Linked DNA regions of Homo sapiens: region 2 is linked to region 1. Evidence: chromatin contacts called from ENCODE Hi-C or POLR2A ChIA-PET data. All regions are on one chromosome and are shown on one strand. Each heading gives the region's core, a stretch centred on a gene start or an enhancer-like site at or near the end of the contact. The rest is flanking DNA. Distances are from core to core; before and after follow the strand shown. Region 1 overlaps LOC105370198 (a long non-coding RNA gene). Region 2 holds the start of MED4-AS1 (MED4 antisense RNA 1).

The links. Hi-C counts contacts between places; a loop is a spot of excess contacts on that map. ChIA-PET counts read pairs that join two places held with the same protein, here RNA polymerase II (POLR2A). Pooled maps may share reads with other maps.
Region 2: a loop to region 1 is called in a map with no recorded cell type, with 4 times the contacts of the local background. The contact joins the promoter of MED4-AS1 here to the enhancer-like site in region 1. A Hi-C loop is called at or near these places in 1 of 37 single-sample maps with no recorded cell type and 1 of 50 pooled maps. POLR2A ChIA-PET finds 5 or more read pairs at or near these places in 1 of 52 experiments (HEK293).

The regions. Positions count from the first base shown.
Region 1 is chr13:48,154,407-48,157,722 of GRCh38, forward strand. The region is part of intron 4 of LOC105370198 (a long non-coding RNA gene); the gene reads right to left. Among named protein-coding and RNA genes, the nearest start is that of MED4, 61 kb to the left of the region's middle. RefSeq lists an enhancer at 2,209-2,328. Within about 2 kb of position 1,610, at least 15 of the 41 ENCODE cell types and tissues checked have a DNase peak (open chromatin) inside an H3K27ac peak, as active enhancers do.
Region 2 is chr13:48,075,537-48,079,148 of GRCh38, forward strand. It overlaps MED4-AS1 (MED4 antisense RNA 1), which reads left to right and starts at 1,601. Exons shown (of 3, transcript NR_046511.1): 1 at 1,601-1,815; 2 at 1,906-2,017. MED4 (mediator complex subunit 4) reads right to left here. Exons shown (of 7, transcript NM_014166.4): 7 at 188-1,775. The coding sequence ends at 1,603.

The sequences.
Region 1 (3,316 bases), core at 360-2,859:
AGTCTCTCTTTCCTTGAAGTTGCTTTTTCCTATTCATCTTGGTCTCTGTTTTTCATGTGAGAGGTTTTCCTCAGTGCCTGTTAAACCTTGATTATCTGTTAATATTTAAGAATGGAGCTAAAAAGCTGAGTAGATATTTTGAACCAATAGGGCCTTGTTGGCCAGAGGCTCCACGACACGTTCTGGCTGGGTTATCTGGCTAAAGGACCCACACAGCACTGCCTTTAAATTTTCACTCTTGGGGAGATCAAATTCCCCTTAGAAGACTCTTCCGGGCTCATGCTCAAAGGATATAATTCTGGCCACCACATCATGGGAGCTCACTGGGGAAAGAGCAGTGGGTCTCAGTGTCTGTCCACTTAATTTCTCGGTTTCCAGCACAGCACCCAGCCCTCATCTCTGCCCAGTGTCCTCCTATCTGTGGACCTTCTGTTATAGACTCTGCGGTGCGGACAGGCTACCGGCCTGGTTGTGCAGAGAGGGGAGGGACCTGAGAGTCAAACTGCTTCCTAAACAGACTTTGAACCACTCCTAGTTTTAGGAGGCCCCACATCACTTCCAGGAACCTGGCGCTGCCAATTCCTGAGCCTTTGTGGGATTCTGGTTGGTTTCTCAAATTTCCTCACTGCTGACTTAGGATTCAGTTTTCCTAGGTCTGTTGTATTGTTGGCCACACTTCTTACTTTCTAGCTTTCAAAATATTGTTGCTATGGGGAGTTGAAAAAAAATGTTGTTGCTATCATTTCTTCCCTTTTTATCAGAAAGATAAAAAATGCCAAATGCCAGCACAAAGAGAATAGACCCACACTAAGGCACACCAGTGTGATAGCTCAAAACAGTGAGGACAAAGAACAGATGCTACAGGCTTCCAAAGAGGAGGAGCAAACAAGTCCTACCTAAAGGATGACAAATCAGAATGGCATCAGACTTCTCAATAGCAACCCTGAAGGCCAGATGTGTGTGTCTGTGTGTGTGTTTTGTTCTCCATCTGCACCTGGAAGTTGGGAGATTTACTTATCACTCTTTAATTTTTTCTGTTGTTTTATTGTTTAATCAATGTTTTAGTTACAAACTATTAATTATCGCAAATTGTTTCACATTTTTTTTTTTTTTTTTTTTTGAGATGGAGTTTCTCTCTGTTACCCAGGCTGGAGTGCAATGGCGCAATCTCAGCTTACTGCAACTTCCCCCTGCCGGGTTCAAGCGATTCTCCTGCTTCGATTCTCCTGCTTCAGCCTCCTGAGTAGCTGGGATTACAGGTGTGTGCCACCACACCCAGCTAATTTTTGTATTTTTAGTAGAGACGGGGTTTCATTATGTTGGTCAGGCTGGTCTCAAACTCTTGACCTTGTGATCCGCCCACCTCAGCCTCCCAAGGTGCTGGGATTACAGGCGTGAGCCAAGTGCCTGGCAAGAATTGTTTTGCTTTTTAAGATAATCTAGTTCATTTTTTTCAAAGCAGCTATGAGAGTATAGCATGTAAAAACTGCAAAATAATGATCAGCCTTTAAGGCTTTGAGTGGTTCCCAAGTGCTGAGCTCTGTCATATCTGCATGTATCTGCATGTATGTGCATGTATATTTACAAAGGAGACAGCTGTGGCTGACATGGAGAAGGTAATGTACCCACAAATTGTGACACAAGACCAATAAAAAATAATACAGCTATAAGCAGGAAATGAAGTAGGTCACAATGAGTCATCATCCGTTGTGTGAAATTTCTTAGGTTATTGTTACCTCAGCCCAGAGAAGAGTTTTCAATTCAGTTGCACACGAGTTATCCCACTTATAATGAATCTTCTGAAGCCATTAGTTGTTTCCTAATTTTTTGATTGTACATCCTTATAAGAAAAACATTTCAGCATACCCTCAAATATGTAAATGTATTTATTTGCAGGTTATACATGTCATATCAATATCAGTACAATACTAACATCCAAATAAGTAGAGATTTTTTTAGAGGATGCAATAGAAAATAAAATTAGAAGTTCTAATATTTTCCTTGAGTACCTCAGTGGATCATCTTAAACACCATGGAATTTTCCACCACGATGAATATCCAAACACTTAGACAAGGTTTTTGAAAGACTCCTACTCAGACCCTACCGAGGCATTCTGAATCAGAACTTCTGAGGGTAAGGCCCTAATGAGACAGCCAAACGCCAAGGCAGATAAAAAGGGGTCCCCGGAGAATCTCTAACCCTCCCCACAGGTGTTTACATCAGATGTTTTTGTGCAGACGAAGGAACTTGCCCAGGGCCTTGTCTGAGCATGCCCACATGAGCCCTGGGGGAGCAGGGTGGAGTCACAGGCAGGGGGAGGAGCCCTGGGATTCAATCTGTGAAGTGGGGAGCCTGTTTTCGCTTTGCTGAGGTTTTTTTTCATTTTTCCCTTTTCACCCAATAAAATCCTGCTCTATTCACCCTTCAATGTGTCCACGTGCCTAATTTTCTTGGTCATGTGACAAGAACCTGGTTTTAGCTAAACCAGGAGCAAAATTCTAAAACACTAGCAAGGACATTTTGAAAAAGTTTCCCTGCTGATTCCCATGTGCACCTTTGGTTTAAAAATACAATTCTAAAGATACAAGAATTAGAACCCCTAAAGGCCAGGTGCAGTGGTTCACGCCTGTAATCCCAGCACTTTGGGAAGCCGAGGCGGGCGGATCATGAGGTCAGGAGTTCGAGACCATCCTGACCAACATGGTGAAGCTCCGTCTTTACTAAAATACAAAAATTAGCCCAGTGTGGTGGCGGGTGCCTGTAATCCCAGCTACTCGGGAGGCTGAGGCAGGGGAATTGCTTGAACCCGGGAGGCAGAGGTTGCAGTGAGCCAAGATCGCGCCACTGTACTTCAGCCTGGGCGACAGAGCCAGACTCCATCTCAAAAAAAAAAAAAAATTAGAATCCCTAAAACACTGAACATAGTAGTCAAATGGCTACTGAATGCAAAGATCAGTCAATTAACTCTGGGAAATGTATAGTTCAACAGATTATCTGGATCATCATGTGCCTCAAAAAACATTGTGCTCTCCTCCCAACTCCATATTTTTCTTCCTCTGACTCTGTCCTTTCCTTTCTATTTTATTAATTTATTATTATTATTATTTTTTGAGATGGAGAGCTCTCTAAGTTGCGCAGGCTGCTCTCAAATGATCCTCCTGCCTCAGCCTCCCAAGGTGCTGGGATCACAAGTATAAGCCAACATGCCTGGCCTCCCCTCACTTTTAATATAACTTGAACTTTACTATTATATGCATAGATATTCATTATAGAAAATATAGATAAGCAAAAAAGAAGAAAATAAAAATGAATTCA
Region 2 (3,612 bases), core at 351-2,850, 79 kb before region 1:
CATTTGTGATGTACAAAACTAAGATAAATTTGTGTTGTTTTGAGCCAAGTTTGTGGTAATTTGTTACGGCAGCAACTGAAAACTAATACAGTATTAAAGAATTTGAAAAACACAATCCTTTTGAATCTACCCTAAAGATTTGGTGATAAAAACAGGCAGTTACATTATGGCACATACCACAATAAAATTTTAGCCATTAAAGTAAATCTTTCAAGAATGTATACACATGGATCAATATTCCTAGTATACGGACAAGGCAAGGTTAAAATTAGATATTGTGTTAGTCCATTCCTAAAAATAACCCTGGAGGGAAAGACATTCAAACATTGTATGTCCTTAATTCTAGATGGTGAAAATATAAGATTAATCTCCTATTTTCCAATTTTTCTAGAGATCGAAAATAATCAAAAGGAAAAAATGATGGAAAAATGGAATTCTCAGTTCATTTGAAGAATACAGATTAGCAATTAAAAAATACAGCAGTATCTCAGGAAATAAACATTATTCTCATTTTACAAAAAAGTGTATGTGAACTTTAAAAAAATCTACACTACAATATGAATTGATATTATCTCTGGGTAGAATGCTAACAATTTTATTTTCTCCTTTACTGTATTCACTAAATGTTTCACATTAAATGTTGTATTACCTTTGAAATCAGAAGATACATTGTCTAAAACTGATACATCAAGAAATAGTTGTATAAGCATATTACCTAAACACAGAGGTTACCAACAGAAATTAAAAGTGGTTAAAAATGACTCCTGGGGAACTGTAAGAAGAGGAAGGTGAAGGGAAGAAATGGTTGCTTTCCATTCTAAATCTTCACACAATCTATTCTTAAAATCAGACAAGGCTGTGGTAAATTTTTTCAATTATTAAAAAAAATTATTTCTTCTAATAGGAATAGGCCTTTGAGAACCCTATTAATTGTAATAGGTTTCAATTCAGTTAGTCACTCAAGTATTATAAAATGCAACTGGATTTACAGAAATAATTTCCTACCTACACTGACAGTATATTTAAACTAAAAAAAAAGCATACAATGTACAAACAAATTTATTTACAAAAATTACAATTACAAACTGTACAAATTGAGACAATTTCCCATGCCTCCAACAGAAGCCAAGAGCCTTTACTGTCAAATGGCAGTTTTTGTTACTTTTAAATGACACACAAAAAGAAATATGATGCCTATTCAGTCATCCACTGCCAGTTTAAAAATGCTTTTCTAAATAATTCCAAGAAGCCTATTAGTGATATGTATATGGATAATTTCCCTCAACTCTATTTCTAGAATGGCTATGTACAAATCCAGCAAAACTGGAACAGAACAGGGTAAGAAAGCACATAGCAACTGCTTTTTCAACAGTAAATTTTGACTATTCCCCTAAATATCTACCTAGTGGCTTAAAACTAAAACTATGGTCTTTGGCTTTAAAAAGAAAGTCAAAAAATTTTGACTTTTAATGACTGCACAATTCTACCAAAGCCAGTGTTTACCTGGGTATTTTTTGTCACCTGTAGTTTACATTTCCCTGCTACTGTTAAAGAAACAGAATTCTACAGTATTCAATTCTGTATATTGTCTTTTAAGGTTTTTCAATCAGACTCACTACTACTGCTTGAGGAGTCCGTTGACATAATCTCTACATCATCTTCATTTTCTTTATTATGCCCAGGAGGTTCCAACAAAAAGTCACTACTATGATTTGGTGGTAACATATTCATCGACATGTCATTTGACTGCCATGGATACTGTGGAGCAAGGACATCTGGAGAAAAAAAGAAGCATAGATAAGAACAGCTCTATCTGTAATTAATCTAGTTCTTACTTTTCCCTTTATGCAACAATTTGAAGTATTTTTTTTAATTTTACTTTTTTCTCTTCTTTTTTTGACACAGGGTCTCATTCTGTCACCCAGGCTTGAGTGCAGTGGCACGAATACATCACTGAAGCCCTGACCTAGGCTCAAGCAATCCTCCTGCCTCAGCCTCCTGAGTAACTGGGTTACAGGTATGTGCCACCATGCTTGAGTACTTTTTAAAGTTTTTGTAGAGATGAGGTCTCACTATGTTAACCAGGCTGGTCTCCAACTCCTGGGCTCAAGCTATCCTGCTACCTCAGCCTCCCAAAGTGTTGGGATTACAGGCATAAGCTATTGTGCCAATTTTTTTAAGACTAGGAAAAAAATACACATTTAGCCAAATTAATAAAAATCAAATTTATCAAGGAAAAGTTGATATTTTAGCAACTGGGGACTTTTTTAAAAAAATCATACTACTCTGTAAGAAACTATTTAGTCAGTTGACATAATTTTTCTTTTGTAAGACATTTGTAATTACAAATTTTTCCTGTATCTATGTATCTATTATATGCATATATAATACATACTTATGTATACTAGGTTATGTAGATTATTCTACATATTATAAACAAGTAATAGGTACTTTAGTATTATAATAGATTTGAATGATTTCTTGATAGAGGAACTGCTATTGTAAGTGACTCTCATCAAAGAGAGGTTGATTAGCAATGTATGCATATGAAATACCTTAAAAAAGGGCCCAAGTTACATTTAAAGTCTGTATTTCTGAAGCAAAGGGACAGAGCACATAAACAGGTATAGTTCAAGACTCAAATAAAGAAGGCAGATTTTTAAAGGGTCAAAAGAAAGAGTTATGGTATTAACTAGAAAGGTATGCCAGTTAGCCTCAAATCTACCCTTCTCTCTGGCCCCTGAAACCATTTCTCCTTTGCCAGCTGCCACAATTAAGTTTTGTCAGTAGAGGGCACAGGTGGGACTCCACTAGCAAACAAGTTTCACTTCCTGGATCAGGTGGTTTTGTCTCCTTTACTGCTGTGATGCCTGGTTGGTGTGCAGGACATTAAGTGGTGTTCACCACAGCAACTTTCGGTGGCGCCTCTAAAGGTGGTTTCCTAGCAGGTTTCACCAGAATCCCAAAGGGCAGCTTCCCAGCAAGTCTCCCTGGAACCCCAGTGGGTAATTTCCTGCTTGCCAGCTCTGGCCTCTGATGCCTCATCTAACTTCTCTGCCATGGAGTGGGCCACATTACACTGCACCCTCTCCAATGACAGCACCATGATATGAGAGTATCGGCCTTGGGATGGAGCTGGGGAAGACTGTTTTTAGGTCTGTCCCTTCCTTGGTCCAAAATGTGGCAGTGACTCCCCATATCTGTTTTTCCTGTACTTTTAAAACATGAGAAATATGAGGTGATATCCAAGGATATCACAGTTGAGTTCCCCTGGTTGTACTTTAGGTAGCTAACAAAAATGATGCATACAAAGCATTATTAATGACACAGGGACAGCCTTATGATGTAACATTAAGCAAAAAATGTATAGGGGAAAAAAGGAAACAGGCTAAAATATTTAAAGTGACTGCCTCAGAAAGGGTATATTTTTTTCCTTTTTTAAATGCCTTTTTCTACTTCCCAAATGTTCTACCACATCAAAACAAAAGTCACCTACAAACTATAAAAGATGAGGAATAATATAAAACAAATATATATAAAAATAGCACAAACCTATGAAAAACTTGAGGAAAACTGAAGCTCAGAATGAACTGGGTCTCACAGAAATACTAT